Linked DNA regions of Homo sapiens: regions 1, 2, 4 and 5 are each linked to region 3. The links are chromatin loops, found by intact Hi-C in ENCODE. Cell type or tissue: ascending aorta. All regions are shown on one strand. Each heading gives the region's core, and the rest is flanking DNA. Links, peaks and the distances in the headings are about the cores only.

The links. Hi-C counts contacts between places; a loop is a spot of excess contacts. Peaks named below come from ENCODE experiments on the same cell type or tissue, not always from the same donor. Only the 100,000 strongest peaks of a DNase experiment are listed, where the experiment ranks them.
Region 1: a loop joins it to region 3, with 4 times the contacts of the local background. A loop is called at or near these places in 7 of 110 quality-filtered maps.
Region 2: it touches region 3 in a loop (5-fold over the local background); 4 of 110 quality-filtered maps call a loop at or near these places.
Region 4: a loop joins it to region 3, with 4 times the contacts of the local background. A loop is called at or near these places in 40 of 110 quality-filtered maps.
Region 5: a loop joins it to region 3, with 9 times the contacts of the local background. A loop is called at or near these places in 4 of 110 quality-filtered maps.

The regions. Positions count from the first base shown.
Region 1 is chr5:130,063,529-130,069,557 of GRCh38, forward strand. All of the region lies in intron 2 of CHSY3 (chondroitin sulfate synthase 3), which reads left to right. Among named protein-coding and RNA genes, the nearest start is that of CHSY3-AS1, 160 kb to the left of the region's middle. In ascending aorta, for the core only: no CTCF peak of the experiment used is centred there; a DNase peak (open chromatin) is centred at 3,383; H3K27ac peaks cover 3,646 bases.
Region 2 is chr5:129,957,767-129,963,795 of GRCh38, forward strand. All of the region lies in intron 2 of CHSY3 (chondroitin sulfate synthase 3), which reads left to right. Among named protein-coding and RNA genes, the nearest start is that of CHSY3-AS1, 55 kb to the left of the region's middle. In ascending aorta, for the core only: no CTCF peak of the experiment used is centred there; no DNase peak of the experiment used is centred there; H3K27ac peaks cover 3,111 bases.
Region 3 is chr5:129,903,392-129,909,420 of GRCh38, forward strand. CHSY3 (chondroitin sulfate synthase 3) reads left to right here and starts at 1,074. Exons shown (of 3, transcript NM_175856.5): 1 at 1,074-2,240; 2 at 4,686-4,969. The coding sequence starts at 1,439. CHSY3-AS1 (CHSY3 antisense RNA 1) reads right to left here and starts at 2,536. Exons shown (of 3, transcript XR_002956248.2): 1 at 2,451-2,536. RefSeq lists a silencer at 1,232-1,441. In ascending aorta, for the core only: a CTCF peak has its summit at 3,354; DNase peaks (open chromatin) are centred at 980, 1,480, 1,970, 2,623 and 2 weaker places; H3K4me3 peaks cover 5,000 bases; H3K27ac peaks cover 1,838 bases.
Region 4 is chr5:130,133,347-130,139,375 of GRCh38, forward strand. The region is part of intron 2 of CHSY3 (chondroitin sulfate synthase 3); the gene reads left to right. Among named protein-coding and RNA genes, the nearest start is that of CHSY3-AS1, 230 kb to the left of the region's middle. In ascending aorta, for the core only: no CTCF peak of the experiment used is centred there; DNase peaks (open chromatin) are centred at 3,125 and 5,036; H3K27ac peaks cover 5,000 bases.
Region 5 is chr5:130,105,701-130,111,729 of GRCh38, forward strand. The region is part of intron 2 of CHSY3 (chondroitin sulfate synthase 3); the gene reads left to right. Among named protein-coding and RNA genes, the nearest start is that of CHSY3-AS1, 200 kb to the left of the region's middle. In ascending aorta, for the core only: a CTCF peak has its summit at 3,639 (motif pointing right); no DNase peak of the experiment used is centred there.

The sequences.
Region 1 (6,029 bases), core at 741-5,740, 160 kb after region 3:
TTCGTTATTGTTGTCATTAAATAATTGAAGAGAATGTACTCTCTTTTTATAAATTTAGTATTTTCATCTCCCAGGAGTTCTGTTACGTCTTAGTGCATTTGTGCTACCACAACCGAATACCACAGACTGGATAATTTATAAACAATAGAAATTTATTTCTCACAGTTCTGGAGGTTGATAAGTCGAAGATCCAGGTGCCAGTATTTGGTGTCTGGTGAGGGCCTTCTTGCAGCATCCTCACCTGGCAGAAGATGGAAGGGCAAGAAAGCAAGCTAGCCCAATGCTGTGTGGAGCCTCTTTTATCTGGGTCTTAATCTCATTCACATGGAGAGAAGCCCTCATGGCCTAATCACCCCTAGAAGGCCCCATTTCTTAATACTATCACATTGGCAACATCTGGATTTTGGAAGGAACACATTCAAACCATAGCATGATAATTAGTGAAGATTATACTGATGAGGGTGATTTTTAATGGTAATTTTTTTGAAGATGATTTAGGAGGAATTACTCATATGGACTAAGTTTGCCTTCCTATTCAGACTCTAATAAAAAAAGTAGTCACAGGAGGCTTTGCAGATATACTAAGGAAGACTCAGGGACAACTGACTTGCTATTTGGGCTGGAGACAATCTTATGTTTTAAAATGTTTTCATCAGTAGCCCATAAGATGATAGACATTCCCAACTAATATATTATTAGTGATTATTTTAGGTACATACTCTATATCCAAAATGCACCAGATGTTTTGCACATATTCTCTCCTGTCCCCACAGGAGTCCTGTCATGTAGATATAAGGTCCATTTTACACGGAAAAATTGAAGCTGACAGAAGTTAAGGAGTTTTTACACAATTATACAGTGGCTAAGGAAGGACTAGAGATAGTTCTATGTATTGCTTTAATTCTTCACTGCCCATCCTTTTTGTGTTCGGTTAAGGAAGGTGGTTTTGAAATGACTTTTACTTGCTCTAGGCAAGTTTCAGAAACAAACCTACTTCTATGGCGCATGTTAAGAATTTCAAAAACAGTTCAAATAATTTTGCTCAATTTGGGAAACAGTTGAAAGTCTTGTCTGCTGTTCATTGACTTCACATTTTACATAATGAGTATACCATGTTTAAATCTGCATATGCCTGACTCTTTATCTGGAGCCAAATCTCAGAGAATTCTCAAGAGCAAGGGCTGCTCCCAGAATTCTTCCAAGTGATTTGCAGGGTCTAGAAAGTTAAGTCCAAACAAAGTCATTCACCATGAGAAAAGAGAAAGTCTGGATAGGTTACCAAATAATCGTGCTGCGCATGAAATATGATTTGCTTTTCCTTTTTCTAGAGCTGCCTTTGTATTAGATTTAAGGACATGCCTCTCTGAGGAGCTGCCTAGGGGGAATACTTTTATTGTGAACAGTCAGGAACCCATGTATAGTTTCTACTTTGCACACATCAGTTTGCAAAAGTAGTTTCTTTCTCTTCTTTTTCATTACCCTGTGTCATTGATTTCCTGCATAGGCTGTGAATAGAACTTGGTTTCTGTAACTCATTCATCTGGAAGAAGTCCTTTATTTTGCTACTACGGAGCCAACAGATGCCAAAGCCTCAGAACAGTTAAATTTATTTTAAAGTGTTTTTTTATGGTGGTTGTTTCAATTTTGCCTGTAAAATATGAACTTAGTGTTCATTATTTTGAAAGAATAAATCCACTTTAAAATAAGAAGAACACCTTTGCTAGGTAATAGCAACTTTGACATTTAGAACCAGCTTGAAAAATTCTCTCTTAACAATGTCTGAATATTTATTGAAGATTTAGTGGTAGCCCTTGGCCTCTGTTTAGTACAAATTAAAAACAAAACAAAACAAAAAACGACTCATGTAGGCCATTGGCCCTTCGTCTGCTCCTTTCCTTAGAATTTCTGATTATGGGGATTTTAGGATACTTCATAGAAAATGAGGTTGCTTCTCGGAATTGTATGGAGTACACTAGGGCCCATCCTCTATGTGACCCTTTCTATTCTCTGGGGTAGCTTCTTGTTCTTGGGTGAATCTGAGAAACTGGTGAAGATCACAGACTACCAAAGACTGTCCCTGAGAACCTTAGTGATCAACTTTACAGCTCAAGAAAAGCTGGTTAAGTGTAAAATATCTAAGATAGCACTACTGTGTCACCAGTTTAAAAGGTTCAGACAAAGTTGTATTTCTAGTCTGACAATGATCCAATTTGTGAATATGCTCCTAAATTTATTGTCTGACATCATTGTTTAATCACAGCCATTCATCGACTTTTCCAGTTTGGTGAGACTCCAGTTTACTAAACTGAAATGTCTGGTTCACACAGTCTCCTCCCCTGTCGTATTGGTTCAGGGCCTACAAGTTTTTAAATTCTGAACAATGTCCTTGTTCATACTGCTTTATATTACATTAAGATCTCCCCAGCCTGCTTTCAGGTCATTAACTCTTTATTCCCAAACACATTTTGGCTTCTACCATGGAAAATAATCCAAAACTTGGAACACACCTTCTTCTGAGACTACATCAACACAAAAAGCCATGAATCTTTGCCCTCATTTCTCCATGCTTCTTCAAACCAGCATTTTCTACTGTTTGTGACAGAGGTTTCTGCTACTCATTACTTCCTTTTCAATACTCCTGTTCATGTATCTCTTTCATTTGTCATATTCTAGAGGATTATTGAATTCCTGACCAAAATCATCTATTATTATTGATTTTGCACACAACTATGCTGGGTATTATTTCAGAACACTCTGGGGATAATATTTTGCTGCCCTCAAAATAATACCGCATGATGAATCCAGAGAGGCCACTGAGAAAACCTCCCTCCTTTTGAATACTATGAGAACTAAGGAGCATAAAAGTTAAGTGACTCTTCCGGAGGCTCACGATTAATTAGTAGCAGGATGGAATTTGAACTTAGGGCCTCTAGCTGTAAGTCCAATTATATTTATATTGTTCCATTCTCCAAACAAAATGAAACTGGGGTGTATAGTGTAGTAGGACTTGAATACTCCAAGAGGATTTGAGAAAAAATTAAGCATAGCATCCTTAAGCAATCTCAAGAATTCCACCCAGTCCTTAGGTTAGTAAAGCTTTACTTGGTCCTATCTCTATTGTTATTACTTATTCATAACTTGCATAGCACTTTGACATTAGGTGACTTCATTATGTAATGTAACTTTTCCATGGAGAAAATAAGGAGTCATCTACTCTGAGTATTTAGGCCAGGAAAAGGCGTAAGCTGCAGGACCAGCCAGGGAACACAAAAGCAAGCCTCACTGTCGGATGCTTCTCAACACTCTTCAGGATCCGGGGTCTGTCATAGGCTTATGGTGGCTATTTCAGCAAGAGTGCTGTTTTATCTCATGCCTGGGCTACTGCCAGCAAGGCCAGGATGCTAGATTCCTTTTCAGTGATCTGCTAATGTAAGAAATGTGTTTCATAATAGTGCTTTAGAATTTTGTGAACTAGCACCTCAGTTTCTTCTCCTGTCTGCATTTCATTTTTATTTTCTTCAAGTATATTTATATAACACAGTTTTACTAAAAAATCTGTGGTGACTTTGGGTGGGAAATAATCCTTACTAAAGTTTTCACATCTTAGTTTGCTGAAACTCACAATTAGGACTTTCCAATAACAGTGAAATAGCTCTCTTCCTGAAGCCCTCTCTAATTCCACTGACCAAATAGTTCTCTTCCTTGTATGTACTACAATCATTTTATATCCTGTGTGTTTCTCTATGGATTTGTCAGCATTTTATATTTTCATTAGATGTGTCACCATAGTTCTGTTATGTAACATGGTTTGAAATATTTGAAAATTGTCATATCCTTTACAAACTTAGTTGAAGAGTTTGTACACCATGTGTGCACTCAAATATTTTCTAATTGAATGCCTCTTTGAAGTAATGAAATTTTGTTTACTCTCCCAACTTCTCAAACAGCTGTGTAATGAAAGCATGATTCTAGAGTATTTATATAAAACAGACTTTTTAGTGGTAGGAATGTTTGTTTAGCAGAGTTAAAGCAGTAAAGGTACCTGTGCCACCTCTGTACTCTATGGTATTGGACTTTTATAAGAGAAAACAGCCACTCCTAGAGAAGGTCCAGGGAAAGCAGTACACTCAGAATAAAGAGGTTAGAGCAGTAAGATGAGAATAGGTTAGAACAAGAAGGTGAAAGGAATGTTTAGGGTAGAGTTTGAGAATATGAGTGATTATGTATGTTTGTATATCTGCTTTTGTGTTTACATGATTGTGATATCAAAGACATCAACTATATATTTTATTCGTCTCTGGGTTCCACACATCTATCACAATAAAGCATTGTTGAATGATTTAATGTTACATAGGTTCCCCAAAATAAATGTAGAACTTTTTACAAAAATAAATCCAAGCCATAGTTTAGGTCTATGAAAGTTTAATGTTTGTTGGTCTATAAATAACTTTCCCAGTGAATAAATGGGTACTGGACTCATAAATGTCCAGGCAGCTGTAAATATGTATTACATGTAACTATCTAATGTTTAAGTTGCCATCACCTCTTCTCACCCCTTCTTCAATGTGGCCTGTTTCAATATTGAATTTAATTTCATTTGTAATTCTTTATTGGTTTTCCAGCCAACAACTAAGTGTCATTATCATACACAGAGCACCACCAATTTCTGTTAATTAGCTCTATAATTGCAAGTGAAAGAGCTGAATACACTTGAGTTTCCCATGAAAATTAAAAAATAAGATGGAATATCCACTAATTGCCCATTTCAGTTTCAGAGGATTTCATAATTACCAAAGCATCCCTCTGCTGCATTGAATTGATGCCTCTGACTGTACATGATGGTCCACGTGCTCACAGGGTGGGCTGTCTTCAGTTGTGCTGATTTCCTGTTTGTCAGTAGTCACCAAGAAAACACTGTAAGAAAAATACTACTCCTCTAAGAACAACAACAACAACAAAAACTATACAACAAAATGTCTACTCCCTTTCCTAGTACAGAAACCTTTGTGGGGAATTCACTTAACATCCTGAGTGTGTATTGGGAGGGTTGCCACAGAGCAAATGCATGCCCAAGCACAAAAGTGTGGTAGAAAATATGAAGCAAGTTCATAGGAATAAGTACCGTATAGCAATTCCTTATGAAAAACACCATTTTAAATGGTATGAGTCTGTAAAGACATTTTCTAAAAGCTTTCATCAATCATGCTGGTACATGATGCCTGCAGTCAACTTATTTACAGCCTGCCACTGTCAGGTTCTGGCTCGAAGAGCTGATCTTTCACTTTCACACATTTATATAGGTAGTTCAATAACCACTAGAAAGCAAATTTGTCAAGGAAAGGGATTTGGTTTTGCTCCTTCTGGCATCTACAAAGTCTTGTAGCAGAGTCTATTGCCAGTCTAGAACTCAAAAATTGTTTTGTGCATGAATGAATAAATGGGTGGAGTACTCAAAATATATATGTATTTCATTGTGTTTGTAAACATCTTGTCATAGAAAATCCATATTTTCTAATAGGTTACCCAGGGTTCAATTACCTGTAAATCCCATTAGCTGAGGTTGAAAACATAAGCACTACTTAACTCCTTGGATGGAGAATGTTACTGAAGAGGCAAAACAGTGCAAGTTCAGGCCTGTCATCATAGCCTCTGTGGTCATCATACTTAGCCTGTGGTCGGTCATCTTCTTGGACATGGGATGTAAATGCATTTGAAGCTATAAGACTATGTAAACAGAAAATTACTGTGAATATTGATCTATGACCAATAAAATGAGCAGAAATGAAACATACATTCCAATCTTATGAACTTAAATAAACCAAGATAGAAGAAGAGTATATGGCCAGGCATGGTGATTCATGCCTGTAATCCCAACATTTTGGGAGGATGAGGTGGAGGATCACTTGAGCCCACGAGTTCAAGACCAGCCTGAGCAATATAGTGAGACCCCATCTCTGTTTTAAAATATATATATTTTTAAAATAAATAAAAATAACTTACATGGAACAATTTTCTCACATAATTATTTT
Region 2 (6,029 bases), core at 601-5,600, 54 kb after region 3:
AAATTTCATGATTTATGTCTAGGCGTTGTAGGTTCATATTAATTTCAATATAAACACTTGTGTCCTTCAAATCTGGGTTTCTTTTTTTTCTATTGTTTCCTTGATTTTTTCTTCCTCTCCAACTTCATTCTTATTCTTTCTTTTCCAAAATAAATCCCAATTGGCCATATCTGTAACTTACTATGTTGATCCTCTGTCTGTTTTATCTTTACTTTCATGTTTTTCTTCTTCTGAGGTTTATATCCTGGCTGATTCCGCTTTATGTTCTAAACTTTCTATTAATTTTTAAAATGTGAATTTTTAAAACTTCTAAATATTTGTAATGTTCTCTGATTGCTTCTTTTCAGAGCATCCAGTTATTTTTATGAATGTGATACTCTTCTTGAATATTAGAGTGTTATTAGTTTGTGTGTTTGACTTTTCTTTGCTATCTTGAATTATCAATTTGTCCTCTTCTTTCCTTGGGAATCTGTTGATTCTTGGTTTTCATCTCATATTTGAGTGAAAGGCTTGGTTGATTATTCTAATTATGCAGTGTGGATTTCTTCTACTGGTATATAACTAGACCTGATTCCAGCTGGGCCTTTCTTGGGAGTAGGGCATCTGACAGGGAACTATGTGTAGGAAGGATATGAGCGTATTTAAAATTATTCCTTGCATTGGGTGCGCAGGGAAGCTGCTGTCCAATGATTGACCCCCAAGCCTGCATTAGAAAGCCCTCCAGGTCACTTTAACATTTTTGTAACTTTTGTACAAAAGATTTTGTAACTTTTGTACAGAGCAAGATGGGGTTTTGCTCTGTTACCCAGCCTGGAGTGCAGCAGTGTGATCACAGATCACTGAAGTCTCAAACTCCTGAGTTCAAGCAATCTTCCTACCTCATCCTCCTGAGTAGCTGAGACTACAGGCACATGCCACCATGTCTGGCTATTTATTTATTTACTTATTTTTTCCAGGTGGGGTCTCACTTGCCCAGGCTTGTCTGAAACTCCTGGCCTCAAGTGATCCTCTTGTTTCAGCTACCCAAAGTGCTGGGATTATAGGAATTAGCCAGTGTGCCTGGCAGATGCAGATGTCTTCTTTGTAAGAAGACAGAGAAGCAATTTTTTTTAGAGAGAGATTATTTTTGAATGCCATAAATTGGTAAATATTAATCCCTAAAAGAATAAAATATAGGACTCAGTATTTCCTTGTTAGCCTAAATAAATGACATATTAATCTAGTTTGTTAGCTAAACATAGCAAACTCTACTATTCATTCAAATTTCAGCTTGAATCTTGCCCTTCTGAATCCCAAGTGAATATGCTCTCTTTAGTGAATTTGCATATTCATATATTTATTTTTCCTTCTCATGATAATTAACGTATTTCGCATTTACTAGTTACTGCTAGACATTAATCTTGTCCTGAATAAGATTTGAATTTTCATTTATCTTTCTTCATTTTTAGATACTTTTGCCTAGTATATATGTAAATAATATTGGTTAGATGACTAGAGAGATGATCTCATCATCATATTCCAGTAGTAATTTATTACTTGCTTTCTAAGCAAAAATCTTTGCCCATATATCCAGAATGTTGTTTTTTGATGCTTTCACATTTCCTATAGCTACCTATGGGATTGTAGTTTGTATTTTGATTTATGATTTGCATCTTGAAATTTGGATGTTATGAATAAAAAATTTGAAAACAAGGACTCTCTTCTCTATTTTCTTCACTTTCATATTTATTCAGTAGAGCAGAGATTCTTAATTTGCATGTAAAACTATAAGACGTTAATTTCAATATCGTTAAATAGGGAGGAATAACAATAAACATATATTTATGATCTGGAATAGTTGAGTTTATTGTTATTCAGTTTGAATATGCAGCTAAAGAAGCAAGATTATAAATAAGTGGTTTCCATAGATAGCATGTTTAGACTTATTTGCATTAAGATTTCTATGTCATCAGCATAGGAAAGATGCTGAGAGCTATAATAAATTTGAAATTTTTTTCCGATTACAGTTTTTACTTTGCATGTTCATTTTGTTACAGTTTAAGGTACTGTTTTCTTTTTCCTTTTATTGCAAGTGATGCGTATCTTTTTTTACTTGATAACAACACTTTAAAATTTCTCTGATATCATACTTGATTATTGCATTGCCATGAAGTTAAGTGGTGTTGAGTGTTTAAGCATATTTGATACTGAATATATTTTCAGACAAACCTTAGAAAATTCCTAACCCAAAGGACTCTGAATGGACTAAGTTAGTTTTATGACAAGAGATGATGATTTAATGAAGTTAGAAGGCTTTTCTGGGACCCCACCAGTAGAATTTTCCCTCCCTTAAGAAAGCTTCTTTCCATTCCCGGCACACTTAGCACATCTTCCTATCATGGTCCTGATGCTCTTTGTGGGCTTTACAGGATTCTTTCTCTCCCTGTTTGACGTTGTCCACAGAAGGGCTGGTAGAGTTTGGCATGAAGCAGACATTCACTTAATGTGGTTGAATGAATAAAGATTGAGCTTATAAAGTTTGGAAGATCTTTGAAGGTTTTTGGCCAAAAATGACATGGTGAATACAATGTCTCCAAAATATTTATTTCCTGATACTCTTTAAAATGGTCATTGAGGTTGGGATTTTGTCACTGGGTATACTTTTTAATAAATAACTTCAAGGATTAATGTGTTTTCTTGTGAAATGACTTGGGAAATTTAAATTTTTATCATTTAAAAAAGACAACTGTAGTATGATGAGCCAGTCATCATGCTACATTTTGGTCATTTTACTTAAATACGTGAGAAAACGGAAATTACAAAAAAGATTATTAAACTCCAACTTTGATTTTAATTAGATTTATTTGTTTTAAAGTTTTAAGACTCTCAATGTAATAATCTCTGATAATTTGGTAAATATGAAGCTTTGTATCAACATCTTTTTAGGAAATCATTTGTTTTATGTATGAAATATTTTTTAAAAAAATAATGCATGCCATTGTTTAAAAAGTAAACTAGTTTTTATTTTTCCTGCAAAATTAACAGATTTTTGTGAAACATTTTATATGTACCCTACTCCAAATAATAACATAAATAAGAAAGGGCATTATAAAAGACTGCCCTTGTAATTATTTTACTTTGTGCCTAGTGTTCGTAGTTATCAAATTATAATTTATTTTCCAAGTTACTCTGAAAGCCGTGTCCACCAGTGGATATGATCAAACCAGTAGACAATTTCCGCAGTATGTTCTGAGTTGAAATTCTTCCCAGAGTGACTTGAATTGGAATGTTTGGTTGATTGCGGCAAGTCTGACTTGCTTTTCACCATAAATGGTACAGACATGAGTTTTCAGAAAACGGGCAATGGAAATTACAGCTAATGCATGGAACACACCAAAAGGGGTAATTGCTTCCTTCCTTCCCTCTTTAAATTCAGTATTTCTGACATTGCTAACGTTGCTCAAAATGCTTACTTTTCTAATTGCAACATATAAAGTCAGTAAAAGCAGGGAAGGTATGTAACAGTGATGAAAAGGGTTTGAATTGAGACAGAATAAAATGTGTGTTCATATTGGCCTATTATTTCTTAAAATAGTTTTATGTGAAATAGCAATATACAGAGAATTATTCCTTGAATTGTGTGAACTTTTCAAATTGAACTCTCATTTGAGAAAAATAGTTTAGACCACTTACTGCCCCCTTTTAAGAAATGATAATCAGTGATGATCATCCATTTCTTTTTATATCTGAGCATACTGTACACAGTATGCACTTAGCCCTAGAAGTTTTTCTCTGATACCCAAAAGTTCTAAACTGCTCCAGGCTTTCCACACCTTTTGTTTCTGATTTTAAACACTACCTCAGATAACCCCTTCTCTGATCACACATTTTTTTTTCTTTGAGCATAATTATTCAACGATTCCCTCCTTTTCTCTCCATTAGCCTCTTTCTTCCTTTCTGATCCAGGATGGTCCACAATTTGAGTAACCTTTAAGCATTAATTTGTTTATGAAATTACAACCTGACATAAACTTGTGCAACAGCTGTACTTTTTTCCCTCTAGTCAATAAACTTTTTTAAAAAAACTTTCAATAACTATTTCAGATCTTCTCTATTCTCATGCTTTTTATTACTCACCTCATTTTCTACAGGTGACTCTACTCCTTCCATCCAGAAGAAAATAAAAGTCATTTGGGAACTCTCATATTCTCTCAGCCCAAACCAGGAAACTATCCATACCTGCAGCCAATCTTTCAACTTTGTCCCTAAGTTACATACATAACAGGGGTCCTACTCATCTCATACCAATCCCTGCTTCTGGGTTTTGTTTCCTGTATCCCCAACCCTCTCAGAAAATTTTCATTATGAATTATTTTCTCCTCTCTTCGGTACCAACTATTGCATCTCAAAAGAATCATTCCAATCAAGACTCAGACTCAACACTACTATGGCTGAACGCATAACCTTCAGCATCAAGCCTTGCCTTTTCTTCTCTAATCTCAGCAAATGGTACCACCACCAAGCCAATTGAACAGAAACCTAAGTCATTCATGAGATCTCCTCCTCTCTCCCTGAATTCAATCTGTCCCCAAGTCTTGTTGCTATTGCCTCCTAAATATCTCCTTTAAATCCACTTGTTTTCCTCTCTCCTCTTAACACCCTCATCTAGGCTGGCATCATCTGTTTCCAGAGACACTGCACAAACTTCCTAATGCATCAAGATTGTTCTCTGATTTGCAGCTGTATTTATCTTTTCTGATTGTAAATATGACCTGTCACTGCCCTGCTTAAAACTATTTAGTTGTTTCCCATAAAACACAATATAAAGACCACACTCCTTTCTGTAGCCCATGAGATCCTGCATGGTCTGACACCTGTGTGCTTTTGCAGCTCTGTCTCATGCTCTCTGCTCTCTGCTCTCCAACCACCACAGCCTTCTCTAGTCAAGCAAAGAAATCCTGCTTCCTCCTCTTTGATGGTGACATCAAGTCTCTGGACTCTGGCTTTTTTTGTACATATTAACTTGATGGCTGAATTCCGGCTTCAAGGATTGCATTCAAATGATAACTCCAGCAGAAAGAGCAGAATTATCATCCAGAAGAGCCAGTTGACTCTATGAGAGGTTAGAACACATGGGTTGTGATGTAGGCTGCACCTAACTTTGGTATTGATAGCCCATTCTGGAACAGCCAACTTGGGGGTCTTTGCGGGTTATGTTTTATATTCTGCTCCTGGTGTTCTAGTAACTTCAGGGTGGTTGCTGGGAGCCTCAAAGGTAGATGCCAGGGTTTCAGCTCCAGTGGTAAAGCCGGAATAATGAGAATTGACTATAACTTGTAATCGGTCTAGCAAAACTATGGTGGAATGGGGAGAGAGGGCCTCTATACTGAGCCTAGATCTAGAATGCTATTGATTATTGAAGAGAGATGTGTACACTGTTTTATTTCCCAGGCTTGGAAAGTGGATAATAGCTATTACAGATATGTTACATCTCTATAGTCTTTTGATGTTTAGGAAACTATTTTCATCTACTACCTTGGTTGATAGCTTACTTGATTGTTAGGGTAGGCATGAGAAACATTTTTCAATTTCTTTTTGTATAAATGAAAAAGCTAAGAGAAGGGTTATGACTTGCCCACGACACTTGAGTGTCAGAGTCCAGCATGAGCAGCTCCTTGTTCTGATTTCTGTGCTTCCCCTCATGGGACTGGTATAACATTTAACACTATTCTGGTCACGGTGTGTACTATTAACATATGAGTGAAGTGTGATGCAGTGGGAAAATGACTAGCAGATGACACTATGGAGTCAGTTTTCAGCTGCTTTTCACAGTGCAGCCCTCTATTCAGCAGTTAAATCGACCTATTTTTAGTTGTGTTTGGGACAAAGCCCAGAGCTGCACTTTACAGAGTCTACAACCTCCTGTTGGGTGTTATTGCCCTTAGTCATCATTTGAATGTTTCTTATGTCATCTGACTCAGAAAGTCCACATTTTCATTTTCTTCCACAGAATTGGTTTGGCTAATCTTGGGTCCTATATAATGTCAGTT
Region 3 (6,029 bases), core at 511-5,510:
TTTATTTTTTGATTAAGTTCACTTATTTTGTGGGGGTAAGAATTTCTTTCGTTTGGATCTTCAGGGTATTGGCCCTGTGAATGTGTGCCCATTTCTCCACTATTTGCCAGTCCCACTGAGCCAATCTTCTACCAAGACTGAAAATAGACCATAGTTCTCATTTCTTGAACAGATATCATCAGGAGAGCCGAGGGGGAGACCATTAGGCAGCCCCACATTTTCCAACTCAACAGGTGGAGGACATGGGATTTTTACGTTCTTTGGGGATTGAACCCCCACACACCACCAACTCCCTTAGCCTTTCAGGATAAGTATTTCCAATCCCTCAGAGATTTTCTTAGGAGAGACCCTAACGACAATGGTGCTTCTGTGAAGGACTGAGGAGAGCTGGTGGACGATGCAGGTAGGAGGGAAGTTAGGCTGGGAGGAGAGGTGCTGGGATGGGACGTTTGGTTTCCTGACAAGTGACCGACTAGAGAGAGAAGGCGCGGAGTGGCAGCGGTAAGAACAACGTGGAAAGGACGGAAAACGCGAAGAGTGGCGCCCTGGCGGACCTGGGGCGGGGCAGAGTGGTAAGGGTCACGCCAGGACGTACCCGGCTGTGGGCCGGGGGAGGAGAGCACGGTGGGACAGCAACGAACTTGCTGGGGGCTCCCGGACCCGAGCTCCGCCGATGAGGTCAGCGGAGCCTAGGCGCCGGGAGGAGGCCAGTAGAGCCCCCAGACACGAGTGTCGGGAGGCCAGCGGAGGGGCGGGACGGGACGGGAAATGGGACGAAGAGCAAGAGCTGGGGGAGGAGGGAAGAGGGGGCGTCGGCGCTGCAAGCCGGAGGCGGCCCGACAGGGATCGTTTCCTTCCGGAGAGGAGGCCGGCTCTGGACTGAGGCGCGGACGGGGGGCGTCCAAGGGCGGGTGACGGGGAAATACCGCGGCCCGCGCTTCTCTCCGGCTGGCAGCGGTGCCGCCTGCGGCTCCTCCTCCGGGCCAGCTCGGAGCCCGGCGGCGGGGGGAGCGGGAGGCGGGAGTGAGGGCGGGGGCTCGGGAAGGAGGGAGGAGGGAGGGCCCAGGCGCGCCACTGACAGGGTGGCAGCCTAGGAGCGGACGCGTTGCCGCCGCCGCTGCTCCTCCTCCTCCTCCTGCAGCTCCTCCAGCTGCCGCTGCTGCCGCCGCTGCCGCCACCGCCGCCGCCGGGAGAAGTTTCACTCCCGACCCTTGCTCGGAGCCCCGGCCCAGAGCTGAGCGGGAGCCCGGCAGGCAGCTGCAGCCCGCGGCAGTCGAGGCGTCCGCGGCGCTTCGACCTCCAGCCGGTGTCGGCGCCTAGGCGGCCGGCTGCGGCCGCGGCTGGGGGCGCAAAGGCGGAGGAGGGGCGGGTGTGAGCCGGGGAAACCGCGTGCCGCGCCGCGACAGCCCAGCGAGCGTCCGCGCCCGGGACAGCCGCGATGGCTGTGCGCTCTCGCCGCCCGTGGATGAGCGTGGCATTAGGGCTGGTGCTGGGCTTCACCGCCGCGTCCTGGCTCATCGCCCCCAGGGTGGCGGAGCTGAGCGAGAGGAAGAGACGTGGCTCCAGCCTCTGCTCCTACTACGGTCGCTCTGCTGCTGGCCCCCGCGCCGGCGCTCAGCAGCCGCTCCCCCAGCCCCAGTCCCGACCACGGCAGGAGCAGTCGCCGCCCCCCGCGCGCCAGGATCTCCAGGGGCCACCGCTGCCCGAGGCAGCACCCGGGATCACCAGTTTTCGAAGCAGCCCCTGGCAGCAGCCACCTCCGCTGCAGCAGCGGCGGCGAGGACGCGAGCCTGAGGGCGCGACGGGGCTTCCCGGTGCTCCAGCGGCCGAGGGGGAGCCCGAGGAGGAGGACGGGGGCGCGGCTGGGCAGCGGAGAGACGGCCGGCCGGGGAGTAGCCACAACGGCAGCGGGGACGGGGGCGCTGCCGCCCCGAGCGCCCGACCCCGGGACTTCCTGTACGTGGGGGTGATGACCGCGCAGAAGTACCTGGGCAGCCGCGCGCTGGCCGCGCAGCGGACCTGGGCGCGTTTCATCCCGGGCCGCGTGGAGTTCTTTTCCAGCCAGCAGCCCCCCAACGCCGGCCAGCCCCCGCCACCCCTGCCTGTCATCGCGCTACCGGGTGTGGACGACTCCTATCCTCCCCAGAAAAAGTCCTTCATGATGATCAAGTACATGCACGACCACTACCTGGACAAGTATGAGTGGTTCATGCGCGCCGACGACGATGTCTACATCAAAGGTGACCTCCCTGCGCCGGCTTTCCAGCCTGCCAGTCTCCCCGACTCCTTTCTCTGTAACCGGTCCTAGCCCCTGCCCAGCCCCTCCGCTGCTTCTCTGCCAGCACGTGCTTCGGGCTCCCACAGGCCCTGGCCCGCCCTCCCCACCCCTTGCATCCGCCCACAATTCGTAGCCCGTTCCTCGTCTTCTGCAATCTGGACCCTCCTCACACCTGCCTGGCTTTATTCGCCTTCCTCACTTGCTGTTTTCGGTGCCGCCTCGCGCTTGTCCCTTAGTCTTTACCTCGTCGGAGAGGTTAGAAAAGGAACCTTAGAGCTAAACCAAAGGCCATTCCCACTCTGCCCTCCTCTGAAAGCCCCTGCTGATGGTAGTTTCCCCAATCGGTCCAGAGGGGCGTGGTCTTCAGGAAGGGAAGACGGAGGATGCTAGCTACAACTAGTCTGGAGATCCAGTGTTCTGGCTTTGGATCTTGCTCTTTTGTTTAAACTGGATCTAGCGCACTTTTGGAACTGCTCAGATTGAGGAATCGTCTTCGCTGTCCCGGACCCTTTCCTATGTGTTCCCTTCCCTTTGGCTCAACTCTCCACATACTGGGAGTCCTTGGCCATCCCCACCGTGCCAGCGCGCTGCTCCTTCCAGCCGCTACAGTTCAGCACCAAGCCGTCCCCCATCCCCCCGCCACACCTCAATAAAACCCTGAGAGGATGGGCATGTTGTAAGGAATTGGTGGTGGGGGAAAAGAGGAAAGCACCCGCTAATAAGCCAGACCCCTGGGAACAGCAGACTGTACTAGCACACACTAGTATTGGTTCCTTTCCAGTGCATTTTGTTGGCCGCGGTGATAAGCAGAGGCTGGAAGTCCTTCCCAGAACCACAGGCAGCCACAGCAAGAAAAAACTTTTTTTGTCAGTTTAAAAGAGGCGCGGTCTTTTTCCCGGAATGTGGGCGGCTCTGGACAGAGAATTTCTAAACTCAGCGGATCAAAGTTCTTTAGGTCAGAGAAGTGAATCTTTCCAGTCCAGCCAGTTGCTGAGATGGGGAGCAACGCAAGGGAAGCAGCAGGGTTGTACCGAATGAGGTTTCTCTGTGTTTTCCACATTTCCTTGCTTCCCGGTCAAAGGGGGGCAGCCCTTCCTTATTTTATGCCTTTCTACTCGTAGCCTCATTGCTTCCTCCTGATTCGGATAGTACTTTTCACATAATGCAAGAAAAACGAACAAAAAGCCAAACAATAAACCCAAACTGTTGCATTTTGGCACAAGGAATTAGTGTAATCATAATAACTAGAGATTTCTTGGCTTTGGATTGGAAGGAGGGAAGTCACTCTAGAGCAGGTTGGAATAGAAAATACTGATAATTGGATATAAAAATAAAGAATGGTCTCATTACATTTTTAACAGTGGTATTTAGGATTGACTCAAAGAAGAAAGCTTCCTCTACTTTAAGTTCCTTGCCTTGGATATCTCAAAATTACAAAGGTTTCCTGGCAGAAGTTTGCCACATTTTGCAGGGAATTTATAAAATGCATTAACAGCACCTACTTCTTTCATTTGTTTTAATACTTTGAAAGATTGTCCTTCAGAACATTAAAATGACATATTATTTCAATTTCTATTAAGAATGAAATGTGTTTTGAATTAAGAATCCAATAATAGCTGAAACTCATTGAGATACACGGGGCAAGGCATGGGATCAAGATAATGACTGCAGATGCTGTGCTCATCAAAAATGGTAGTAAAGATGCTGACTGGGAATATGAAGAAGGTGACTCTCTACTTATTCCAATGTATCACTTGGAATACCAAGTGCTTCTCAACTGTTTTAGCTGCAAAATTTTATTTTTAAACGTTTTTTCTGAACTTAACAAACTGCAAGTGAAACCAATTACACTAATTTTTGACAAACTTTTTTCTAAAAAGGTGCCTTCCCAAATTAAATTTCAAGACAGGTTTGATTCAAACATCCTCCAAAACTGTGCGGGTTGTATATGACTGAAGTTTAGTTAATGGCAAAACACTGAACTAAACCAATTATGAGTAAAAAATAATTATTAGGTATTAAGAGTCAGCCAAAACAATGCTAAATACCAGTATTTAATATTATTTTATATTCCTGGGAACTTCTTGTTACTTCAAATGTACTAAGAAACCTGTCTTTACTTTCCTTGTCATTATTTCACTTTTTACAGAAAATTGATGATTGTCAGAGCTGTTAAGGTTTTTCAGTGACCTTAACCAGAAGCTGGTACAATTTTAATATGTTTAAATTAATAACTATGAATTAGTCTTTTAAAAATAATAGAGTATTGGAAGAGGCTTTTTCTTCTTTTCAGTTGTGTAAGACTGAGGATTTTAAGCACAATGTTGAAAGTTCTGTCCCTTACCTTGTACATGATAAGTGATTATGAAATAAGGAGACATAGTAATTGTTGCCTTTCTTTTTGTAGGTGATAAATTAGAAGAGTTTCTTAGATCGCTAAACAGCAGTAAGCCTCTCTACCTGGGACAGACTGGCCTGGGGAATATTGAAGAGCTTGGAAAGCTGGGACTGGAGCCTGGGGAAAACTTCTGTATGGGAGGACCTGGCATGATCTTTAGCCGAGAAGTTCTCAGGAGGATGGTGCCACATATTGGTGAATGCCTTAGAGAAATGTACACGACTCATGAGGATGTGGAAGTAGGAAGATGCGTTCGCCGTTTTGGTGGGACTCAGTGTGTCTGGTCTTACGAGGTAAGCATGGAGCTGTGATGAAAATGTTCACATAGTACATATACATGCCATTTTATAATCTAGGGCAGCGATTCTATTCATTCTCTCTGTATCTTTGTATTTACTTGAAAGTGATAGTAGCAGCCCTTAAGGGATACAAGAGTGGGAGATAACTTTCTCATTAGGTGTCAGGCCTGTCTGAGACTTTGTTATTAGCATGCCCCTTAACTTTAAGCAGTGGCCTATACTTATGGCCACATCTCTGGAAGATGCTTATATCCTCCCCTGCTTGATTTATTGGTGCTTATATACATGTGAATCTATTTCCCTTTTCTAACAAGAGGTTTAATTTTACTCTTCTCTTTAGCTGTAGCCTTTAGCATTTGGTACTGTGCCTTTTTATTTTATTTTATTTTATTTTGGTTAGGTGTGTAATGGCATCTCTTTGTTTTTAAATGGTTAAAATCTGAAGTTTCTTTGGATATTTTCCAGTGGAAATTTAACATATTTTTAAAAGTATCAGAAAAGTAAACTAATAGTGTATCATTTATGGTAGATGTATTCACAAAATTCCAATCACTGTATTTCCTTAGGCATACAAAAGGAATGAGTTGTCTGGAAAAAAGCAGAAGTTTAAATGGTGTGCAGTAGCTGCTTAGTATTTTTGACAGGTTCCCTAAAATTTGTTTATGTCTATTCTTATGCTATTTTCTGAAAAGGAACCATTATTTAAATAATCTTAGCTATTTATTTATTGCCGTGATCATTTTTATGAAATACTTAGAGATTTTTTCTTCAGAAATTGATTTTGAAATGTAATAACATTTTATTTAAAATAGATTTCCTAAAAGATAATTTTAGTAAAAATTTATTTAACATTAAAATAATGTATTGTTTTTAGTATAGTTTGGTTTTCAAGTAGTTGGAATTTAGTATTATTTTAGCTACGGAGTGCACAGCTTTGTAAATTATATCTTAACTCCTTTGCTTATGTTTTCAAACTTTTCATGTCACTTAGTATAGAAGAAACATTTTATGAAAATATGTTCCCTGTGAAGTCACCAAACACACAGTTTCATTT
Region 4 (6,029 bases), core at 730-5,729, 230 kb after region 3:
ACTACCGGGTAGCCATGTGGGATGCATAATTTATACTTTTAGCTTTCATAATCTTGAAATTAGTGAACCATTACAATCTTTTTTATGTCCCTAAAAGCTGGTTTTCAAAAGAGGTTAAGCATCAAGATAAGTTTACAAGGTAAGGCCTGGCGTGGTGGCTCACACCTGTAATCCCAGCACTTTGGGAGGCTAAGGCAGGTGTATCACTTGAGATCAGGAGTTCAAGACAAGCCTGGCCAACATGGTAAAACCCCATCTATACTAAATATACAAAAATTAGCTGGGTGTGGTGCCATGCATCTGTAATCCCAGCTACTTGGGAGGCTGAGGCACGAGAATTGCTTGAACCCAGGAGGCGGAGGTTGCAGTGAGCCAAGATCACACCACTGCACTCCAGCCTGGGCGACAGTGTGAGACTCCGTCTTAAAAAAAAAAAAAAAAAAAAAAAAGAAAAAAAAAAAAAAGGCTGTCAACCTAAGAGAGAGAGCAGCAAAGAAAACTGGTTTATGTTTGCTCCCAAACATACATTCCCTTTATTATGATACCCACTTTCCTCATGTTGCTTAACTCTAATTTTTTATTTTCAGTTATTTCATAAAAACTATACCAGATTATTCTAACAACAGTTATTAAGTATTGTTACTATAATATTAATTGTATTTTCTTGACTTGACTTAACGTATTATTTACATTTTTCCACTAATTTTTTAAGCAACCTGGTGAGATATGTTTGCCTTGTTACTTAAGTGGACAATGAGGCTTACAGAAGTGATGTTGCTTTCTCAGGGTCACAGAGTTTGTAAATGGCAGATTTGGATTCAAACCCAGGTTTGTCTGATTCTGCATGCAGTCCATGCTTCTAATCTTCAAGTTATTACTACACTGGTATGTGTGGTGATTTTTTTGCAAATGGTTGAACAATGTGATTCATTCTATTTTTGGTTTCCATTTGAAAGGTCATACATTTTAAAACTTTAGAAGAGGAGCCTTAGACATCAAAATATATTATAAAAGTAAGATATTTTGGTAGCACACAAAAAAAGTTTAGGATCATTTCTTTGACAATGGCAGGTAATAATCAAAAACATGTAGCATTATTCTGAATCCTGTTGACATTCACCAATTGTAATATCTTATCATGATCTTATATAGCATTCCATATGCATATGTTGAACACATTTACTCTCCTGAGCAGGGACTTTATCTCTTGAGAGGAGAGACTTAGTTTGGTTTAAATATGCTATTCCTAAAAACCATTGATCATCTTGAAATTAGTAATTACTGTTGTTACTGCTACACTGATTATTTAAGATTTTGAGATAGAAGGTTTCAATTTTTTAATGTAGTTTTGTTTTGTGTTTGCATCATTTTTCTACACACAAAGTGTTTAGATGGCAAAGAAAACTGAAGCATAGAATTTTTAAAAATAAAGTTAATAGTTAAATTGCACCATCATCTCTGGTTTTATTTACTTGCACTCTCACGTTTTACTTCCCACCCCCCCCAATTTTTATGCTTCATATGTCTAAAATTGACAAGCTACAAAAAGGTAAACAACAAGAAGTGTATTTTTCTCCAATATCAGAATCTTAAAGCTCACTCCCCAGTCACCCATTTGTGAATCTTATCTTTCGAGACATATTATTTGAATATAGGTACACAGGGTACCCATATACTTTGAATACCTTGTGTACCTATAGTGTCGATATAGATATAGTATAGATACAGATATACACACACATATATACGTGTCTATATTTTTAAACATACATACAGTTGTATATGTGTGGTCCCTTCTTTATGGCTGTATATGAAGGTATATTAAATATATGTGTGTATACATACATACATACATATATGTATACACACACAAACATATATGCATGTCTGTGTATATAATATGTATAAGTTTAATAAGTGTGTGTATATATATATATACACACACACACACCCTGTGCTGTACTTTAGTTTTCTTTCACTCAATCACATCTCTTTAAACTTACTGTACACTAACAAATAGAGATTTACCTCATTTACCTCATTATTTTAAGGACTGCCAAGTGGAGTCACTGAAAAGATACTGAGGTTTATCCTTAGAAAATCAGACTTGGGAAGCATTTTAACCGTTGGAAATAAAATTTTAATTCCTTTCTCTTATATTTTCATTTGTTTAATTTAACTTTAAAGCCCACACCAGTCATGTTCCTTCATTACTTCTCACAGTCTCAAACTCAATTTCCTTTGTTCTTTGTTACCATCATTTTTCTCTGCCTCTCCATATCACAATGAATGGGTTTCCCTGCATGTCAAAACTCACTGAAATAATGTTGAGAAAGCTTTCAGGCTTTACCAGTCATGTTGAACTCATGACTCATATCTCTGGAAATAACTCCGTGTGTCTCAGTGGGGACCATGTCTTGATTATATATTTCCTAATAAAGGCAAAAGAGGTAGAAGATTGTTTTGCTACCCTCACTAATCTTCAGTCTCAAAAGAAATAAGTAAAATCCATTATTATTTTGCGTATATAATTGTTTAGAGACTGTATATAACCAATAAACCAAAATTAAGAATGTTAATTTTCCTTTTGTTTTTCCAAATATTTATTGAAGGCCCTTCATTTCCTAGGCATTATGCCATGTGTTTAAAATTCACTAAGAAAAGTCCCAGACCCTTGTGTTCGTTAAAGCTGTTAAAGAAAACAAGCGAAGTGTTTAAGACAAAGTGTTGAATAATTAAGGTGTACACTGGATACAGTGGAAATCCAGAAGAGGTTATCTACCATAGCTAAATAGGAGTCAGAGTGAGAAAGGCTTCACCAAGGAGGTAATGCTTGATTTTAATTTTAATACGGGAAGATATTAAGCCAGCTAGAGAAGTGGAGTGGTTGCCAGAGGTAGAGAAGTGGGAAAAGGTCCAGGAAGAAGGAATAAGTCACTCCAAGGCAAAAATCAGCATAATGTATTTGGGAAACTGTAAGTAGTTTGGTAAAACTGGGGTGTACTGTGTATGGATGGTTGCAAAGAAACCTAAGGGACAGTCATGAAGGCTGATACTGAGGAGCTTTGAGTAACTGAAGTTTTGAGGCAGGGAGTGATATAAGTGAATTTTAACTCTGGCAGCTGCACAGCAGATGGAGTTGAGAAAGAAGAGAGTGGTCCCATTTCAAAAGCTACTGAAATAGTCCAGGCATGAGCTGATGAGATACAGACCTAAGCACTGGCAGGAATAATGGAAAGAAAATAATAGTTTAAGATTTCTCTAGAAATTAAAAAGACAGGACTTTATTCACTCCTGAGTCATTCAACAAGAAGAAAATCCTATGAAGTAGAGATTTTAATTACCAGTAGATTTGAATCAGAATCTCATGCTTTGTAACACTTGAGCTATAAAATTTTTGATTTTTTAATTTTTGTGTTATTTTATGCACCAGTATTCCTGGTGGGTAAAATATAAAGATTTATTTAAAATATAAAGCATATAATAAATGTTATTGAATTCACCACCCAACCCAAGAACCAGATCATCACCAATAAGTGAGTCTGTTTACTTCTTCCCTATTTTAATCTCGGGTTCTCAAAGCTTAATAAGACTTAAAAGGCCTCATGTGCCTTCAAAATTGTTAGGGGTTTCTTGTCTCCACTGGCTCCAAACAATATCAGATGTTCAAAACTGTTTCCTACCTTTGTTCTTTCTGTATTTTCCCTTACATATAAATCTCTAGTCTTCAGAGAGAGCTAAGAATAAAAAAATCACTCCTCTCAATATATTGTCTTCTACTATTTAAAAATGAGACATAATAGGGATGAAAGAAAATTAGATTTCCTAGATGTTTTGTAGGTTCTGTTTGCACATCTCCGGGAATGAAGATCTTGTATCCTGTCGTTTTCCATGCTATTTAATACAACCAAAATACATCTTCCTACAACTCTTTTCCTTTATCAGTCCTGTGGAACCACACAGAACATGTTCACTTTTTTTCTGACAGCTCATCTGGTATGTGAAGATTATTATGACCTTCTAAGTTTTCTCTTTTCTAACTAAATATTCGAATATTTTCAGTATATCTTCTTGGTTTTCAATCATTTTGCCATCCTGATCCTTTTTCCCTGAAGCACTATATTATATATATTGGTTAAAAGCTTAAATGACACTGGGCATAATATGAATGCGTGAATTTAATTGAGGGTATGTCAGAAATGTTGCACATTAAACATCTAAGAATAGTCTTCTCTTTCATTAAAACATATACTCTCATTTATTTATTAACATGTATCTAGGTCAACTATTTGTTTTCCTACTTTTATTAGAGTCAACAGTAAAAGGATATATTAACTTAAGTCTTAGATATAAAATTTAAGTATTTTTCTCTTAAATATTCCCTATGAAAAAGGCAACAGGACAAACATGATGATCAAGATCCTGGAAATTTGGCTACAGTGTGAGAAGGAAGACAGTTGTTTACAGTAGCAACTGTAACGTCTGGAGGGAGTTTATACCCAATCTAAAGAGTCCAGAATGTTGCCATATGGCAATGTGGACCCAACATTGTTACAACTTCTACCTTCAAGCCAGCTGGAAGTCTGTTTTTGTTTTTTTGGTTTTTTAATGTGAAATTTTTTGATTTGTAAATTTGGTAGCCAATTGAAATAAAGAAGGAAGGAAAAGAGGAGAGAGAGAGAAACTCTGTGTGTTAATATTGTGCTAGCCAAAAAATACAAATACAAAATACAAAAAAAAAATTCAAGAAAAATATTTCTGTAGGACAGACATAGCAATTTTGTAACTCTTGCTTACCAATCCCTGCTACAGATGTTATTTAAGAATAGAAGCTCCTTGGGCAGAAGTGTGGAGCAAAAGAGGCACAGCTGGGCTAAGGAAGCCATTCGAGGGCTGAGCCAGCACCAGGAGCCAGGACAATATCTAGCCAACCAAGGACACATCTCCTCAGGCGTCTAAGGGCAGGCTGTGACCTGAGGTAGGCATAGGCTGTCAGCAAGGTAGGTCATACAGGGTAGGCAGGCTTTGTCCAGAATGCCGGTGGAGCAAGCCTGGAAGGACCACAGGGCCACATGGTTCTGGTGATGGGCATGGCTTAGATGTAGGGAACTCAGAGGCCAGCCAGCTAGGTGGGAAATGTGAAACTGAAGCCAGTTAAATGGCAGGAGGTGGGCTACAGGCAAGAAGGTTAGACAGAAAGCTGATACTAAAAGAATGGCAGACAGCCAAGACTGCTGAATTTTTAGCCTAGAATACATTTCATTCTTTATGCCCAGAAGCAGTATTGGCTCAAGAGCTAAAATGAGGCTGGGAATTGGCAAGGATAATATAAAGATAATAGAGGCCACATAGAGAATAAACCCTTAATCTGATTTAGCAATCAGCAAAAGATTGCTAAAGTGGTGATAAATTATGAGATAAGGATATATTAACTGAAGAGCTCATACTGTTCCAGTAGGTTGGACCCAAATCCCTTTTGTTAAAGTAGAGCAATGATGAGACTATTAAAAATAATATAGTCATGTGTCCCTTAAGTGAATGCATCATTCTGAGAATATGTTCTGAGAAATGCATTTTTGGTGAATTCATCATTGTGTGGTTATCATAGAGTGTATTTATGCAAATATAGATGTTACAACCTACTACATACATAGGCTATATGGTATAGCCTATTGCTCCTAGGGCTATACACCTGTATAGCAAGTTACTGTACTGAATACTCTAGGCAACAGTAAGACAATGGAAAGTGTCTAAACATAGAAAAGTTAATTTGTTGCCCTAAAACATTACAACAATCATATCACTAGGCAATAAAAATGTTTCAGCTGCATCATAATTTTACCAGACCACTGACCATATATGCAGTCCATCATTGACTGAAACATCATCTAAAACATCAATTCAGCCAAGGGTAGAAATTGATTGGCCCAAGGAGGTCCGTTTAGCAAGACACATTGGAATGAACCTTGAAGAGAGAAGTAGAAATTACAGCAGGTGATTATTTTTCCCATCATATGAAGTTCAGAAGT
Region 5 (6,029 bases), core at 533-5,532, 200 kb after region 3:
CCCATCCTCAATCATTACTTTTCAGATGTATTAGTGCCATTGTCATGAGTATTGAATTATCTCCAGGTTATTTTATAAGAAGATCCTATGTAAAGCAAGATTTTAAAAATATATATGGACATAAAATTATTCTTGAAAAAGTGATAGGCAGCAATTCAGATACTCTGTTCTCAAAGTTCCAATAATTGATCAATATGGATAGTTATAATTGAGTCAAAACTATTTTTCTCCAGTATTCCCCCAGAGAACTAGGTTGCTGTTCTTTTTTTAAAAAAATTCTGATAAACAGGGTTTTGGTTTTTGTTTCAGATATTTTTCACTGTGAATATGTGAAAATATTTTACTCTAATATCTTACTTAACCTCCCCAAGCACACAAGTTCAAGTGGATTTGGATATGAGAATAAGAGTCTCAGACTTCTTTCAGAAAATCATTGCCAATTATGTTATTTTACTGTACCACGTGATACATTTGTAATATAAATTCTGTGATAATTTTATTTCATTAGCATGAACAGGCAATGCTTAGCTCTGCAGTGAGGTAAGTGGACGTATGACAGTCATGCGCTTACACTTTTTTGTTAATTCATATAATTTTGCTGCTTTTGGATGGTGTAAAAGACCAATCTTGTCACTAAATCCATTAATTTGTGTTATGGGCATATCACTCCCAGCAGTACAGGAGAAGAAAACACACTCATGGGCAAACCAGTTATGTAAAACACCTACTTTTGTGTGCTAGGCATTGGGGATACAGCAGAGAATAAAATAGATCAAGTCTTTGCCTTTTAAACCAGCTTTTATTCTACTGTAGGGATACAGACAATAAACCCATAAAGAAATAAATATGTTTCAGGTGGTGACAAAGTTCTATGAAAGAAAATAAAGTGAAGTAGGAATGAGAAAGTACTGTTGGTGGGAAGGCATTGAACACAGTTTAACCTGCCCTTGAGATGACTTAGCATCATCTATTATAAATATTCATATTTGCATGACTCATTGTTATGTTGTCTGTCTCTAAACTTAAATTTATAATCTCAGCTGTCACTGTTCTAGAAGTCATTATACCTACCTCTAACTGCACCACTTATTGTATTTATTACTTGCATATGCAAGGAAACATGGAAATTAGGCCAGTTAGAAAAATTATGTTAAGAAACAATCCAGGAATGCTAAGGAAGGTTCATAATTTTAGCTTAAGCAGTTTTTATGTGACATGTGCTGCACAGTCTCAGTTACCTTTTTGACAATTTGTTATGCTTTGAAGAGTTGAGAATGAATGACATTTAATTAACAATTCTCATTTTGTCACTGTAAGTCTCTATTTCTGGATTTACTCTCAATTTATTGAGAATCTTAGTTTGTTTACTAAAATATGGGTAACTAAGTTTATTAATATGATTATTTAACATAACATTGATAATAATTGCTTCAGTTAATGTGCTTTTCAAAGCAAAATGATTCTTGCTTGTATAATTTTGTATTATTTGATCAGAGCCTTCATTCTTTACTCTTCACCTATAAAAACAGAAATAAAACTGATCTAATTTGCAGTTTTGCCATCCAAGCATTATGTAAAGGGTAAATTCTCCTGACCTTCTTCACAATGTTACTATAGCTAACGTTAACAATAGTAATGTGGAGTTCCACATTACTCAGCAAAAGAGTAGTATATATTTAACAACGAAGGTGACTTGCTCTGAGTCTCTTTTACTGAATAATTAAGTATTCCTTACGGGGCTAGTGTGTGTGTGTGTGTGTTCGTCTATATATATACTTTTTCAAATTTATTTTAATATATATAGAGGAAATGGTACTTATATTAAAATAAATTTGAAAATGAGTTGTTTTCCTTCTGCTTTATACATACATATACCACTTTTGCAAATGTGCTGTTAGCTTAGACAGCCCTAACTTCACTCTTTGTAGTATTACATGTTTATTGTCAAAATCTGTTCTGCCAACTTATTGACAGGCCCTGGCAGGCAGGCCTTTGACTACACAGAATAGATACAAAGTAAAACTTAGTGGTATTTGATCAATCAAGTCAGTTCAGTTTAATAATTAGGTCTAATTATTGGTATCATGCCTGCAAAGCAAGCTCTATCCTCTCCACCCTGCCCCACAATCACTCAAATCAGTTGGCTGCTTAATTCTTCTCTCTTCTAGCTTATTACCTCTTTTCAGAGCAGAATAGCTAAGGGGTTATATTTGCTTCAGTGTCTAACACTCTTTTTCATATGGCTGATAGAATCCTTCAGTATGTTACAACGAAAAACATTTTTATTATCAAAATAATTTATCAACCAACTGTAAGCATAACACATCTGACAATTTTATAATTGCTTATAATTTACAAAGCACTTTCATATATATTTTTAATTGTGGTGCTACCAATGGTCTTGTAAGGTAGGTGGGGCAGGAATTAATATTCTTGCCTAACTCTATAATTTATACACTCTAGTTGATGGCAATTTAATCAGTTTATGATGCAAAACTTTTTACATCATGAAAATACACATATATAAATACTTAAATGTTAGTGTTATGTTTGAAGTTATCTAAACATCAAGCTCATATTGGCATTTCCATGCATAATTCCAGAGAGCCCTTTCAAAAAATTATCCTCCTGCGTTAGTGTTTTATATTTTTATATTATTGTATATATCACATATTATAAATTGTATAGGGCCATCCAGAGTCTGTGCAAAGTACTTAATACAAATAAATAACTTCTCCTTTGGCTAACTTAAGTGGCAATTTGCCATTTACCTAAGATTGAGGTTTTATTCTTTCAGAAATAATTGTAATCAAGATTTCATGAAATGGTAGAAAAATGCAAAACTGACAATCATTTGGATTGTAATGCTTTGTCAAAAAGTTATATTATCATAAAAGCACAATCCCATATATGCGGTTATGATTAGTTATTGGAAGGTTTTATCAAAGATGAGGTTGAATTTATTGGTTTTGATTTTAAAATGTGATAAAGTTTTTACAGCATTTAAAAAAATGACTGCATTCACACTTAGGCTTTTCATTAGAACATTCACATGCTATATTATCAACTTCAAAGCAGATGCACAAATGGAAACAATAGTTAAGCATTTTATCCACAAGTATTTTATAGGTTTATTAATTGAATAACATGTCAAGCACCCAGAATAGTCCTTTTGTATTGCATCTATTAAATATAAGGCAAATACTAATATTTTATATTTTGTATAACATTTCTTCTGAAAATGGACCAAAATAGTCTAAAGCATGGGTATTATCCATTTGACTATGAAGACATATGAAGCCCTCAAGTTTCTTAAACAGAAAGAAGATTGCAAATTACTTCAGTCATGTTCTATAGTTTACATTTACAGGCACATCAGTGTCTAAAAATAAGGAAATGAAATAAAAGTTCTAATGGAAAGAGACAATAATTTGTGAATTAGGATAAAGGTCCAAGAAACTTTAAAACCGTTAATATATTCTTATGCAAATAGGGACTCATTGTAACTTAGAAATCTTTGTTGCTTACAAAATTGCCTCTTTAGATTTTGCTTGATAGTATTAATATCATTTTAAGAGACATAGATTTCCTTTAAATTTTCACTAGAGAAGCACAAAAATGCCATACTTTCTACTTCATTTCCACTAGGGGGTGATCTCCTATTGAAAGTAGCAGAGGAGGATTGAAAACACTGTGACCCTACCAAGGCAAAATGGATACCTTGGTAGGTTAGAAAGTTCTCAACTAAAATGTTGTAAGTAAGAGAAAAAAAATTAATACATTAGAAGCTAATTTCAGCAAGGAGAACTTCTAAAATCTTTACACATCTACAAAACACACAATTGTTAGGCTTAAATTTTTTCTCAATTTTAAAATTTCAGGAGTTCTAGTATTTTTCTCATCAATATAGAATATAAGGAGCATTTCATGAGAGAGAGCTGCACCTTTGCTTCTTCCTTAAAGAACACACTTTCCTATTCTGAGGAGAGTAATTTTTTTTTTAAGTGCATATTTACTACTTTGAAGATGAATATCGGGAAATATTAGGTGGGGATTTGACATGGGGTTGGAATCTGACAATTATCAAGGACTTGCCCAGAGCTGGATATTGTCCTATGTAGGTTTTATACATCATCTCATGTAGTCTTCACTGTCATCTTGTTTAAACCAAAAGTGACTTGAAAACTCCACAGATCTCCATAAGGGGAAGTGAATTGGAGTTTGGGTATTAAGCAAGGAAAAGAGATGGGATAGAGAATGGAGAGGTTCAAAATTACTAGGAAAAACTATGGCTTATAATTAATTACTAAAGAAAAGGCTTATAAGTACTGGAAATGGTGATGCTGAACAATCTGCAACTACTCTGATAAAGAAAAATGTTGGCAGTTCATGGGTATGAAGAGCAAACCTGGCTGCTTCTGAAATTTTTTCCTGGGATTTATCTAAAAAGTATGCTCTAGAACCTTGTTTTTGTAGTGACTTCAGAAATGAGCTTGGCTTCTACTGAACATGGGTTCTTATATAGTCACCATTGTTTTTTCTCATTTAATTTCCTGACAACAAAATTTGACTAAAGCTTTGCCTTTAGTCAAAATTTCAACCATAAAGAGCTCTGTTTTAGATGCAATGGTTAGCTAAATGTATTAAGAAATAATATATTCCCACCTGATTTTCTTCATTTTACTGTCATGTTCATAATAACACACAGGCAGAGGCAGCTATTGAAAAGTGTTGTTTCTTTAGTATTTGTAATTCATAAGAAATGTGTTCTGACATTTCTCAAAGGAGAGCACAGATAAACCACAGTCTAATCTTTGGCTTTCATTCTGCCCAGAGGGTTTTGTGCTGACAGTATGTGAAGCCCAGACCTCATAAGATCTGTCTTGAGCCTTAGGGAGATAATCTTCATAGTGGATGGATACTTACATGCAGGTTTTTTTTCTAACTTAGATGAAAACTACTTCCAACTCATTTTCATTTTCATATAAAAAGCATAGAGAATATTAATGATGACATATAATACCTTTTTATATTTCATTAACTTGGGGATTAAATCTAAATAAACTGTGCAGCATTATAAGATAACTTAAAACTCTGTATATTATATCCCTGATAAGAGAAATATTTGTAAGATCTTTAGAAATCTTCATGTTTGGGAATGTAAAAATGTTTGAACAGTCTTTTGCTTTTGTTAGGAATTGAATTTTGGCTGTGAATTTTTAATAATTTATTTTTATTAAAATAAATTTATTTTAATAAAAATTGAATTTTTATTGCTAGCTCTTCAACTTTCACCAACATTTAATTTCTTATGTTGGCTGTTACTCATTCACAAACCTCCATGTTTGTATCATTGAAAAAAGGATGTATGATCATATGAAAGAATGCTGCCTGTAGGCTAGGCTCACTGATGAGCACAGCAGCTCAAATCCTATTTGCCAGCCCCATGGCATGAATCCTTCAAATCTGTGTTTCAGTCAAGTACAAATCCCCGTAGTCATGGATCTTCAGGATGAAAACTGATTAACATTAAATCCTCACATGCCAATAATCTGCTATACTGTGTTTTTAACCATATTGCTAGAATTGAAGTATCACCTCTTTAATCAGCCAGTTGTTTAAAATTCTTTTCACATTGATGGTGGATTATCTGAAACTATATATTTTATGACCCTGAATATATATGGCTAATTTTATCCTAAGTCCTCAGATTCATTAAAATCTAGCTGTTGTTAAGTTTGTGAGCACATTATACAATCAGCCCGATTTTAAAAAGCTCTAGGCAACAGAGCTTTGCACTATTCAATATGATTATTTATTTGTGTAACAAAAGATCCCAAATATGACCACCATGTTCTAGAAACATACTGCTTATTTATAGGTTAAGGCAATAATTTCCAATCCTAGCTGAATATTATAATTGCCTAGAGTGTATTTAAAGTATTCTAGTACCAAGGCTTCAGCCTACATCAAATAAATCAAAATAATGAAATAGTAATTTTTAAAAGCTTCCCAGGTGATTCTAATAT